Linked DNA regions of Homo sapiens: region 2 is linked to region 1. Evidence: chromatin loops called from intact Hi-C (ENCODE). Cell type or tissue: B cell. All regions are shown on one strand. Links, peaks and the distances in the headings refer to the core of each region. The heading gives the core; the rest is flanking DNA.

Evidence for each region. Hi-C counts contacts between places; a loop is a spot of excess contacts. Peaks named below come from ENCODE experiments on the same cell type or tissue, not always from the same donor. Only the 100,000 strongest peaks of a DNase experiment are listed, where the experiment ranks them.
Region 2: a loop joins it to region 1, with 5 times the contacts of the local background. A loop is called at or near these places in 15 of 110 quality-filtered maps.

The regions. Positions count from the first base shown.
Region 1 is chr2:98,555,730-98,558,229 of GRCh38, reverse strand. INPP4A (inositol polyphosphate-4-phosphatase type I A) reads right to left here. Exons shown (of 25, transcript NM_001134225.2): 16 at 2,422-2,500. Among named protein-coding and RNA genes, the nearest start is that of COA5, 52 kb to the left of the region's middle. In B cell, for the core only: no CTCF peak of the experiment used is centred there; a DNase peak (open chromatin) is centred at 1,389; H3K27ac peaks cover 1,276 bases.
Region 2 is chr2:98,407,927-98,418,924 of GRCh38, reverse strand. No RefSeq gene overlaps it. Among named protein-coding and RNA genes, the nearest start is that of INPP4A, 31 kb to the left of the region's middle. RefSeq lists an enhancer at 5,736-5,785. In B cell, for the core only: CTCF peaks have their summits at 5,669 and 5,870 (motif pointing left); a DNase peak (open chromatin) is centred at 5,884.

The sequences.
Region 1 (2,500 bases), core at 1-2,500:
AAACAGCTAGGTTGGGACCATTCCTGTGAAGGCATCAGGGATTAAACCCAATTTGCTAAATTCATCTTTCAATCAAAGGGGAGAAAAAGGGGGTCTTCTCTGGTACTCCTGGAATAATGGCTTGTAACTTGTCTTAGGTCATGGAGTTGAGAATAGGTGACCACTCTGGACTTCCTCTGTACACACATGCAAATTCCAGCACATAATCTCAGGGGTACAAGAACCTGGGTGTACCCATAGACCCCAGACTAAGAAAAACTTGGTCTAACCATCTCTTTGGGTATGAGGAGAGCAACAGAGTGTACAGGAGGAAGGCGGTGGAAGCCACCAAATCCTGGTGGGGCGATAGTGGTGCACCTTGGCAGGCGGGGGTGGAGGGGGATGGGAGACTTTTGGAGAGATGAGAAGAAGGGAAGTTTGAGGAGCCTCTGTGGTTTTGGCTGGCAGGGACTTGTCAGTGGGTCCCCCACAAGGCCTTGGCCCTGGGTGACCCTCACCTGCCAGACAGTGCTCTCTGATCAGGGCAGGGCAGCTCTGAGGCAGGGCAGCTCCCTGGTGAAAAATAAAAACCAAGGACCTAGGACAGGGTAGAGAACTGGAATGAAAAGTGATGATGCCTTTCAGAGCAGTACAGAGTTATTCTCACATAATAAATATGTTGGTGTGAACATACCTGCTCATTAAGCCAAAACAATGGCTCCAGTAACTTGGAATGGTATAAAAAGTCATGACAGAGCCATGCTGTGGCACTGTGGACAAGACTCACCAAAATAAATAGCTCACAGACTGGTTCTTTCTGATCCTCCTACTTACACTGAGGACTGAACAGCTTCCTGGCTGTGCTAAAGATGTTTAAATTAAGGACCATCCACAGATAATTTGGTGGCATATGGTTTCATACATTTGAGTACTGATCAGCAGAGTTAGACTCTCTCAAATGTAAGCTTCACATTCCCATTATTACAACAGCTGATTTTTATGGCACACGCAAGTCAAACCCTAAATAGCATATATAAATGCTCACTTAACTAACTTTAAAACTGAATAAAAATGTATCTATATTTAAACAATACAGGATGTGCCTAGAAAAAAAATGACACTTAAGTTAGGGATATAATCCCATCTGATGAAATAAACTAGCTCCCACATTTAAAACAGCCAATAAATTACCCTTTTCATTATCTGTAGAAAAATTTAAAATCACAAACAAGATAATAAAGTAAAAAGAAATAAACAATGAATTTTCAGAAAATTTTAAAAAGGAACACGATTCACATAAAAAAGAGAACATGAATAGAGACAAAATAGTTCCATGAGCCAATCACAGGTGTGGGGAAGTGAAACCATAATCCCCCATAGATGGAGAGATGGGTGACGTGATAACTGTCGAGACAGAGGCTCAAGTGAGACAGTGCCCTGGAAACAGACTGCAGGCAGAGTAAAGAGGCAAAGGGCATCTTACAACCTGAAGGGGGATTTGCCAAGAGGCTCTGACCAAGAGGCACGCTTATACCTTGAATGGAAGTTCTCCAATTCAGAATTTAAAAGCCCTCATCACATGAAGCTTAATCCCAGCACATCTGGGCCTTACCTACTATGACTTAAAACTCCCACAGGAGAACAAAAAGGAGGCAGAAGCTAGGTCTGTGGGCAAGTCTCAGCTGCCTAGCTTGTAACTCTATGGCTCTTACAGGAAAAGGCGGAGACATCTCAGTTGCAGGGACTGTTTCCCAGCTTTAAGGCCATCTGCAGGACAGTGTCCTGGTATGCTGTGTCTCTGCAGACAGGAGACTGTTCTGAAGCATGCTGCTTCATGCCAGTGTCCTACCCTGAAGGGTCCTGCCAAACCACCTGACTCAGACCACCAGAAGCCCAGGAACAGGGTCCCATTCTCTGTGTTACCAAGTCCCAAGGCAACATGCCTCTGCTGCATAAGAGAGTGCCCAGCCAATGCCAACCAGCTTTTAGACATGTCCACTGGACCTGCCAATATCTCTCATCCAGCTGTGTCCCTGAACAATTCCCCTTTCCCCTTTCATTCTACCAATTCCTAATGCCATAGACAATCACATCAGAAAGGCATCTGCATCCTGGCCTCCTTCAGGTTCTCAGATTGCTTTACAAACCTGAAAAGCCCAGGAGCCCAACCCTTATAGCCATGGTGGTGTATCTCAAGAGGACCCTGAGATTCTGACTGGCAGAGATGCAGAATCACACATGGGCTCCAGTTACATGGAAAGGCAACCGGAGACTCCGCTCTCACTGCCTGCTGCTCCATGCACTGGGACGCCCCCGCTCCACCTGGCAGCCCTCCCTGCAGTCTGCATGGGGGAGGAGGGCATGGAGTCAGAGACACAGACAAATGGAAGCAGCACAAGGTGAAATGGAGGCAGCATATGGGAAGCATGGATGCATACGCACGTGTGGTCAGATGAGGATGGCATGCAGTGGAGGGCATGGTGGAGGGGCATGGTGAGGAGGGGACATCACAGAAGGGGTC
Region 2 (10,998 bases), core at 4,578-7,077, 140 kb after region 1:
TATCTGTCGCCAGAGATGTGGTGCACACCTCAATCAAACACGTGTGTATGTGAATAACAAACAACTTTCAGGGGCAATACTTTAAAGAATGGTGCCAATGCGATCTGTTGTTTTCTATTGTATTCTCCTAAAACTTATCATTGGATTGATTTAATCACTCAGTAATGAATTGCAGCCCATAATTTGAAAAAACAATGTTTTCTACAGAATCACAGTAAATTTGCAAGGAAAGCAGTTGGACACATTCAGCTTGAACTTGTCAAGCTGACCCTACTCCTTTTAGCATAATTTAGCATGGAATCCTTACCTGGCTTCAAAGCTGTATGCTCTGGACACATACATGACTTCGTCTTGCTAAGCCTCAATTCCCCATCTGAATGTGGGTATAATTTTATCCCCCCCCATTCATCCTCCCCACATCTCTCCCCTACCCGAGGACATCCCTGGCCATCCCACAGGTAGTAATAACTGCTAGGTCTCTGGACCCAAGGTGTTATGTGTGGTGATGGGCAGAGTACACCATCAGAGCCTGAGGATGAGGACAGCACCCTCAGGAGCATTGCAGCTCAGGAGGCAGATTTGGAAATGACAATATATAAAAATATAACCCCTACTCACTGGCACAGGAAGGAAAATGTTTCCTTCCATATTCAGATCTTTTTTACAACTTTATTAAGGTGAAATTGATATATAAAAAACTGCAAATATTTAATGTGCACAATTTGATGAATTTGGACATATGCATGCACCTGTGATACCATCACCACAATCAAGGTAATAAACATATTCATCACCTCCAAAAGCTTTCTAGTGCTCCTTGGCTTAGAAAAAAAGTTTTAGGATATCTGCAGAGAGAAAAAAGCAAGGACAGTAAAATGGTTTGGCTGTGTCCCCACCCAAATGTCATCTTGAATTGTAACTCCCATAATTCCCACACGTTGTGGGAGGAACCCAGTGGGAGGTGATTGAATTATGAGGGCAGTTCTTTCCTGCGCTGTTCTCATGATAGTGAATGAGCCTCACGAGATCTGATGGTTTTAAAAATGGGAGTTTTCCAGCACAAGCTCTCTTCTTTTGTCTGCTGCCATATGAGACGTGCCTTTCACCTGCCACTGTGATTGTGAGGCCTCCCCAGCCATGTGGAACTGTAAGTCCAATAAACCTCTTTCTTTTGTAAATTGTGCAGTCTCGGGTATATCTTTATCAGCAGTGTGAAAACAGACTAACACAGGCAAATATTATAAAAAGTTACCAGCAAATATCAAATGTCATTGGCTTTACACAGTGAAGGTTTATTTCTTAATTATATCACAGTCTCGTGGGTGGCAGTAATGGCTCAGAGATCCAGGCTCTTGTTTTTTGTTTTTGTACAAATTTATGGGGCACATGTGCAGTTTTGTTACATGCATAGATTGCATGGTGGTCAGGTCAGGGCTTTTAGGTTATCTATCACCTGAATAATGTGCATAGTACCCATTAACTAATTTCTCATCATGCACCCCTCTCCTTCTGATCCAGGTTCTTTAATTCAAGGCTTGCACAGCCACTGCAAATGAGGAGAAAATCATGGGACAGTCACACTCAGACACCGACACCACTTCTGCTCACCTCATCAGCCTAACTTCAACGGTGGCTGGTAGGTAAGGAGGCCATGGTGTGGTGAGAGGAGGGTGAGTCCCTCACTGCCTCACCTAGAGGTGAGGAAGAAGAGAAGGTGATGTAACCATTACCCTATCACCAAAAGCCAGCCCACTCACCAAGAAGGAAAAACACACCGAAGTTCCTTTATTATTAGCCATTGGATCTTAAATCCTACAAATGATGTCAGTGGCATTCTTGCTTTGGCATTTTGACTTATTACTGAAAATAATGTGCTAAAAAGACCAAACCATGCCTCACTGACAGCCCCCTGAAAGCTGAGGTTTGCATGGAGAAGAGCTGTTGCATCCCACTCTAACTAGTTATATCTGTCTTTGACTCATGTTCCCCTACCCAGGGGGAGATAATGGGTGGGAAGATGTGCACAGCTCAGCCCAACCCTTCCCTTATGCTGGAAAACCACTCCAGGCACTGGCAAAAATGTTCTTGGAATTCTCTTCCCTGATTATTAGCCTGTCTTTGTATACAACAGTCACACGCACAAGATTTCTCTCCTCTGATTCAGTTAGGAAAGATATGGACTGTGCTTAAATCCAACATTGGCAAATCAAATGTATGAATAAAAATTTGCATAACCACCCAAAATGGATGGAAAAATTAAATCATTCTGTCAAAGCAAACTTTGTTGTCTGGGTCTAAGATTTACAACTGCTGCCATCAACCATGAAGAGCTGGTCCACATGGCTCAGTGGCTATACCAGAACCCATGGCAAAATACCATCCAAATGACTTGTAATGTGTCATTCATAACTGTCTAGTCTTAGGCAATTTTACTGGGAGTATAAGATTTCTGTTAACATATGAATTAAAATTTCATTTTAACACTTGAAAGTATATCTGAAGTTAAAAAAATTTCCAACATTTAAGAAAATCTTGAAATTCTCATCTTACAGTCATTGCCTTGGTGAAACAGAACTAGGATTATTTCAAAGGAACTGTCAAAAGAGCTTTGAATTTTTTTTTTTTTTTTGAGACAGGGTTTCACTTTTATCCCCCAGGCTAGAGTAAAATGGGTGATCTGGGCTCACTGCAACCTCTACCTCCTGGGCTCAAGCGATTCTCTTGCCCCAGCCTCCTGAATAGCTGGGACAACAGGCACATGCTACTGTACCCGGCTTATTATTACTATTATTATTTTTTGAAGACAGGGTCTCATTCTCTTAACCAGGCTGGAGTGCAGTGGTGCGATATCCACCCACTGCAACCTCCGCCTCCCCAGTTCAAGCAATTCTCGTACCTCAGCTTCCTGAGTAGCTGGGGTTACAGGTGTGTGACACTACACCCAGCTAATTTTTGTACTTTTAGTAGCGATGGGGTTTCACCATGTTGGCCAGGCTGGTTTTGAACTCCTGACCTCAAGTGATCTGCCTGCCTCAGCCTCCCAAAGTGCTGGGGTTACAGGTGTGAGTCACCATGTCCGGCCTGAAATACATGCTATTTTTTTTTTTTTATTTTGAGATGGAGTCTCACTTTCGTTGCCCAGGCTGGAGTGCAGTGGCACAATCTTGGCTCACCACAACTTCTGCCTCCTGAGTTCAAGCGACTCTCCTGCCTCAGCCTCCCAAGTAGCTGGGATTACAGGCACACACCACCATGCCTGGCTAATTTTTGTATTTTTAGTAGAGACGGGGTTTCACCATGTTGGCCAGGCTGGTTTCGAACTCCTGACCTCGGGTGATCCCCCACCTTGGCCTCCCAAAGTTCTGGGATTACAGGCATAAGCCACCATGTTCAGCCCATGCTTCCTTTTTAAAAAGAGCTCATCCTCAGAATCTAAAGCCATCATTGTCTGGGAGCCAGTGAGCTTCAGGGTTGCCACACATTTAAGGATGCTGTCATCAGATTCTTGTCAACTACAGCTGCCACTGTGTAGCAGTTACTAGACACAAAGCCTGGTTTCTGGTGTAACTGCCTTGTCTTAGGGACAGGCAACTTTTAAAGACCCATGCCATGGGCATGGATTTTTTCTTAAAAGTCTTGCTTTGTTGTAGTCTTGTGAAATCCATTCATCATGAAATGCCTGTGTCAATGAACTGAACATGGATGTTCCCCCCAAATTTGTATGTTGAAATCCTAACCCCTAAGGTGATGATACTAGGAAGCGGGTCCTTTGGAAGGTGATTAAGTCAGAAGGGTAAAGTCCCCATGAATGGGATTCATATTCTTGTAGAAGAAGGCCTAGAGAGTTCATTCACTGCTTCTACCATGTGAGGACACAAAGAGAAGATGCCATCTCTGAACCAGGAAGAGGCCCTCACCAGACACCGAATCTGCTGGCACCTTGATCTTGGACCTCCCAGCCTCCAGAGCTGTGAGCAACAAATTTCTCCAGGCACAGGGAGATGCAATAGCCCTGAAGGCAGCCTGTTGGCAGCAACGTTAACCCCCCTCTAGAGCCTTGAACGCAGTGCCTTTGGCTGACAAAACGTCTGGAAACATGGTACCATATCAGGGGAACCAGCCCCCGATATTTCAATGTAGGTTCTTTTCTATTTTCCCTGTCAGTCAGTCTGAGAAATAAAGGGAAAGAGTACAAAAGAGACAAATGTTAAACTGGGTGTCCGGGGGAGACGTCACATGTTAGCAGGTCCCATGATGCCCCCTGAGCCGTAAAACCAGCAAGTTTTTATTAGCAATTTTCAAAGGGGAGGGAGTGTACAAATAGAGTGTGGGTCACAGAGATCATATGCTTCAAGGGCAACAAAAGATCACAAGGCAGAAGGTCAGGGTGAGATCACAAGGTCACGGTGAAACTAGAATTACTAATGAAGTTCCATGTCCTGCTGTGCACGCATTGTCGTTGATAAACATCTTAACAGGTTCAAGAGCAGAGAACCGGTCTGACTGGAATTCGCCAGGCTGGAATTTCCTAATCCTAGCAAGCCTGGGGGTGCTGCAGGAGGCCAGGGTGTGTTTCATCCCTTATCTGCAACTGCATAAGGCAGACACCCTCCAGAGCGGCCATTTTAGAGGCCCCCCCCGGGAATGCATTCTTTTCCCAGGGCTGTTAATTATTAATATTCCTTACTGGGGAAAGAATTCAACGATATTTCTCTTACCCGTTTGCAGTAATAAGAGAAATATGGCTCTGTCCTACCTGGCTCCCAGGCAGTCAGACCTAATGTTTATCGCCCTTGTTCCCTGAACATTGCTGTTATCCTGTTCTTTTTTCAAGGTGCCCAGATTTCATATTGTTCAAACACACATGCTTTACAAACAATTTGTGCAGTTAATGCAATCATCACAGGGTCCTGAGGTGACATACATCCTCAGCTTATGAAGACAACGGGATTAAGAGATTAAAGTAAAGACAGGCATAGGAAATTATAAAAGTATTAATTTGGAGAACTAACAAATGTCCATGAAATCTTCACAATTTATATTCTTCTGTCACGGCTTCAGCAGGTCCCTCCGTTCAGGGTCCCTGACTTCCCGCAACAGTACCACTTGCTTGTTTAAATCCTCCAAATCCAACTCTCTGAGTCTGGGACTGCATGGGAGGGGAGAAATAATCTGAACAGTTGTGAAGATTCTGCCTGGTGTTCTGCTGCTGAAATGAGCGGGGATCCTGAGAGCATCTCAGATAGTGAGCAGCTCACCACACTGACAGCCACCACCCCAGGACCCAGGCACACAGTATTATTTAAGTTGATATAGTATTAATTTTTCAATATGAACAGTGATAACAAACATAAAGCCATTGTTTAAAATTATGTAAAACATCCAACATAAAATAGAAGTTTCAAGTTCTTGGTAACAGTGACTCAAAATCACTAAGATTTATTAATCTGTCATGAAATAGATGCACATTTTGCTTTTGTGGAAATGAAATTCTTCAACAGTTTTAATGCATATGTGTTCCGTGATCTCTCTCTCTTTTTTTTTAATAGAAATGATCATTGCACTTGCCAGTTTTTCCTGCAACATTGTAAATCTTAAGAAGTTTTAAAGTAACTTTAATTTTGAGAAGCTATGTTCTCCACTGGCAACTGTTACTGGCTAAGTTAAATATATGCTAAAGAACTCAGAAATGAATTCAATAAATATTGCTGCCAGTATGCTGCAAGTCTGGTGGGAGTCAAAACATTAGTTCTGATTAAGAACCCATGTCTCTGTTGTTATGGGAAAAGGATTAATGCAAAGCAGCCCTGTCTAGATAAGAATTTGACCTTCTGCCCTCAAGAATTGTCATAGTATACGGCGCATTAGCATAGACCCTCTACTGCCATCTGCTGGAAATCTGCCATAGTAAATATCAAAAAAATCCATGATGGCGAGACTGCGGGACACCTCTTAAGAAGGTCCCTTTTGGGCAGTGCACAACTAGAGCAACCATATGTGGCATTCCTGAATATGGTCATTAAAAACAAGCTGACTCCTTCCTCTGGGTCCCAGCCAAAGAGTGATCAATCTGCTCCACTGAAGGGAATACTGGTTATGGAGGACCTAACCAGACTGTATGCAGAGGGCAATTCAAGAGATTTCCTATGGTAATTTGACTCCTTTTTTTTTTTTTTTTTTTGAGACAGAGTCTCACTCTGTCGCCCTGGCTGGAGTGCAGTGGTGTGATTTCAGCAACATCTACCCCTCTGGTTCCAGCAATTCTCCTGCCTCAGCCTTCTGAGTAACTGGGATTACAGGCACCGGCCAACACACTCGGCTAATTTTGTGTTTTTAGTAGAGATGGGGTTTCACCATGTTGTCCAGGCTGGTCTTGAACTCCTGACCTCAGGTGATCCACCCGCCTCAGCCTCCCAAAGTGCTGGGATTATAGGTGTGAACCACTGTGCCTGGCCCAGTTTTGACAACTTTTGATCACCTCCTTACCCAGCACTTATATAAGGGGTGACTCAGTTTTCCTGGCATATTTAGCTGGCAGAAAATATGACTGACTCTATTATGTGTATATGAAATAGCATCAAATTTGAGAGCAAATATGAACACATGAAAGGAAGCTGTGGAATTATGTGAATTCTGAGGGTTTTCTTAGCTGATTTTAGTTTGCATGGACAACTAGATATCTATGTTGTGACTGTTCCCTTTCCAGAGAGCAGAGTTGTCACTGGGAAGTGGCCACCTAGTCAAGGATCACAATTTCCCCTCCCTCTTCTCCACTCACCCCCACTTGCTTCTAGATGTGACAAGCTTTCACCAATAGAAGTGACACGTGTCTCTTCTACAAGGTGAATATGAAGCAGATGTACCTTTTCCGTCTCCCCTGCCCTGCCTGCAGGCTGCCTGCAGAGCTCTGCACTCTGAGGGAAGGGCAAAGCTGAAAAATAGTGCCTGGAGCCCTGCCATCTGGGAGCACTCATACTGCACTGTTGCTGAGTGAGAACCTTGCATTGCATCAAGCCACCAAATGCTGGGAGGTTATTCATCACAGTGGCTAGCATTATCTTAATTAATATGATTTGCTATTAATGCATTTAACGCATTTTGTTGGCCAGTAAATGACTAGTAATACCATGGAGCAAAAGTTACAGAAACTTTTATGGAAGAAAAATGAAAAAAATTGAAGCCATTACTTTTTTCTGAAAATTGGCAAAAGACTGCTCTTCCTAAATTCCAAAGCAAAGTACTTGTGTGACTCACACACGTATTCCATGGAACATGGCTTTGAGAACCCCTGAACAGGCTTTTTGGAAGGCTCCTTTCTGCTCACTCTTTCAGAAGAACAGCATCTAAGGTGGTGGGTACAGGTTGTGGCAAACTCCACCTTTGCCAGGCCTCTCTCTGAATACCCTTATTATTGCAGGTGTTCACCCTCACATGATCCAAGGATAGAATGTGAGGGCCTGGGACCTCTCCAAAGTCTTCTTTCCTTTTTTTTTTTTTTTTTTTTTTTTTTGAGACAGAGTTTTGCTCTTGTTGCCCAGGCTGGAGTGCAATGGCACTATCTCGGCTCACTGCAACATCCGCCTCCCAGGTTCAAGCGATTCTCCTGCCTCAGCTTCCCGAGTAGCTGGGATTACAGGTGTGCGCCACCACACCCTGCTAATTTTGTATTTTTAGTAGAGACGGGTTTTCTCCATGTTGGTCAGGCTGGTCTCAAAGTCCCAACCTCTGGTGATCTTGGCCTCGCGAAGTGCTGGGATTACAGGTATGAGCCACTGTGCCAGCCCAAAGCCTACTTTTCTATAAAGATGAACATATTTGGCTGGGAGCAGTGGTTCACGCCTGTAATCCCAGCATTTTGAGAGGCTGCAGCAGGCAGATCGCTTGAGCCCAGGAGTTCGAGACTAGCCTGGGCAACATGGTGAAACCCCGTCTCTACAAAAAATAAAAAAAAAAATAGTGGGGCATGGTGGCATGTGCCTGTGGTCCTAGCTATTTGGGAGACTGAGGTGGGGGTGAGAGGATCCTTTGAGTCCAGGAGGTCGAGGCCGCAGTGAGCCATGATCATGCCACTGCTCTCCACTCTCCAGCCTGGGTGACAGAGCGAGACCTTGTCTCAGAAAACAAACAAACAAACAAACAAAAAAAAAAACCATATTTCAGGAGATGAGGTTATGAGAAAGAAGTGCCACAGTATGCTGGAATCTAAATAGAAATTTAAAAAAAAATCCTAGATCAGAATAACCTCATTAATAAGCCCAAGTATTTACATCCCACCCAGATATTTGGCTTCTCTGGAGCTCAGGACCAATCTTGTAAGGTTCTCCTTGTCTATCGCTGATTAAGGAAATTCTCCAGCTTCTTTGTTCTGATTTAGCATTATTGTTAGTGAACCAGGGCAGGGTTTTACTGTTTATTAATTGATTCAGTCTCTCGCCACTAAATTCAAGATTAATAGACTCATTGAATAGTAACATTAATATAGCCTTTGACTCTACAGCACTAGCATTTGAAACCACCACATCAAAGTGGCGATCTTAATATAGATGCCTACCTATCACTTAGTTTTAATTTCTAGACATGTAGCTTAAGTATTTAAATGCACCAACGAAAGCTCATCTTCTAATTTTATTACAACAAACTCACTGCTAGAAACCATGAAAGAACACACTACTGATTATAGCAGGACCCAGAATTTGGGGAGCATAAATTTTACACACTAGGGGAAGAGTATTTCAAAAAAGAATACTGAATTACAAATTCAAAACCATAAACAAAAGCATTTATTTAGACCAAGAAAAATCACACTGTATTATAAATTTAAAATGCCACTAACATCCCAAAATCCAGAACAATACTTTATTAGTATTTTATTACTATTTTATTAGTCAAGTGGTTAATACAATGTTTGCTACATTTTTTGGCTGTCAACTCTGATCGCTTCTTCATATAGCAACAATCCATATAATTTTTGATAAAGAGAATATAGAAGAAATTGTGTCTTTCCTGTAGAATTGTTCATCCGAAATTGTGTTGTTTTAATTACTGCTGCTTCAGAAAGGTTTATTTTGGCTCCACAACTCATCATTGGTAAATGTATGTATTAAATACATTTTCAGAATTGCTGTTAAATTTGGAGACCCGTCTATCAATTTTTTTCCCTCTATGAACTAGCCTAGCTGTAGTCACTATTTGTAGCCCCACCGCACATTTGTGAACTTCAAAACACTGGAATTCTGACTAATTTCATGTGATTCTCATCAAAAAAGGAAAATATTATGATGTACTTAAAACTGTACTTGTTGCATTATCAAGCATATTTCTGATTTCTGACATGCATTCCATCTGACTAGGTGTTGATGATAACTGCTTACAATTTTACATGTCTAATGGCTGGAAAAATTTTTTACAGAGTAACTTCTGACTGTGTGTTGCAGATAAGAAGTTGTGCTCAGGCTGGGCGCAGTGGCTCACGACTAATCCCAGCACTTTGGGAGGCCGAGGTGGGTGGATCACCTGAGGTTGGGAGTTCGAGACCAGCCTGACCAACATGGAAAAACCCAATCTCTATTAAAAATACAAAATTAGCTGGGTGTGGTGGCGCATGTCTGTAATCCCAGCTACTCAGGAGGCTGAGGCAGGAGAGTCGCTTGAACCTGGGAGACGGAGGTTGCCGTGAGCCGAGATCGCGCTATTGCACTCCAGCCTGGGCAACAAGAGCGAAACTCCGTCTAAAAAAAAGAAGTTATACTTAAAGCTACAGAGTAAGGTAATGTTAGTGCAATCATCCTCCACGTACCCACACACACACAGGCATGTTAGGTCAAGTTCATGTCATGGTACAAGCACTGAGCCTCCACGTTTGAGCCACAGTGTTGGGTGAGCCAGCACAATAACTGCTAGGAACATCCTCAGATGCCATCTCTACACTGTGGTGGCTCACAATAACATTGCTATCCTGTTGTATTTTAACTATTCAAATATATATATGTATTTGATATATATAAATATACATATTTAATTCAGCAAGCAATTGAGTTAGGTGTAAGTTGGAAAGATTCAGATAACATACTTGCAGATAGTTTCAAGTACTTCATACCAGTGCTTCTCAAATGCTAATGGACAACACGAATCCCCTGGGGTCTTGTCAAAATGCACATTCTGACTCAGTAAGTCTAGGGTGGGCCCAAGATTCTGCATTTTTCTAACAAGATCCCAGGTGAACTTGATGCTGCTAGTAAAGCGACCTCACTCTGAGTAGTGACCTTGTTGGTTTTGGGGATTTTCTTAAAATTACTTTAGAAACTCTATGGATCAAAATGCTTCTTCACAATACGTAAGCTTGAAGTTTATTTTTTATAAAATTCAGCCAGCTGACTAATGCTGTCTGTTTTTCACAAGACTGGCTTTAGTCATTTAAGGTGAAGAGTTACACTATCGCAGAGAAAAGTTCAGCTTTCGGATAAAGAACAAGAATAAATAGCAAGTGGCATCCTCCCGCCCCTCAACATAAGCAGCCGTGACTGCCAAGGTGGGAGAGAAAACAGTATCTGAAAACACCCTGATCCCCTCCCACCTTCACTCTGCAGTTGACACCCTGTGGCCATTATCAGGATAAGCTACAAGAGGGAACTTACTTCTCTGGAGTCATCCATTTGTTCCAGATTCAAACCAACTTTAGCTTTGATCTGCTTTTCTCCTTAAAACAATCCAACAAACAATCGTGGCTGTTCCTGTGACTTGAGTTAAACAGTGTGGGTTTCTGTTATGTTTGTTTGTTTTTACTCAAGTCTTAATTTGTAACCATTTCTCCTTTTTTTTTTTTTTTGAGAGGGAATGTTGCTCTGTCAGCCAGGCTGGAGTGCAGTGGTGCAATCTTGGCTCACTGCAACCTCCACCTCCCAGGTTCGAGTGATTCTCCTGCCTCAGCCTCCCGAGTAGCTGGGACTACAGGCACCCGCCACCACACCTGGCTAATTTTTGAATTTTTAGTAGAGACAG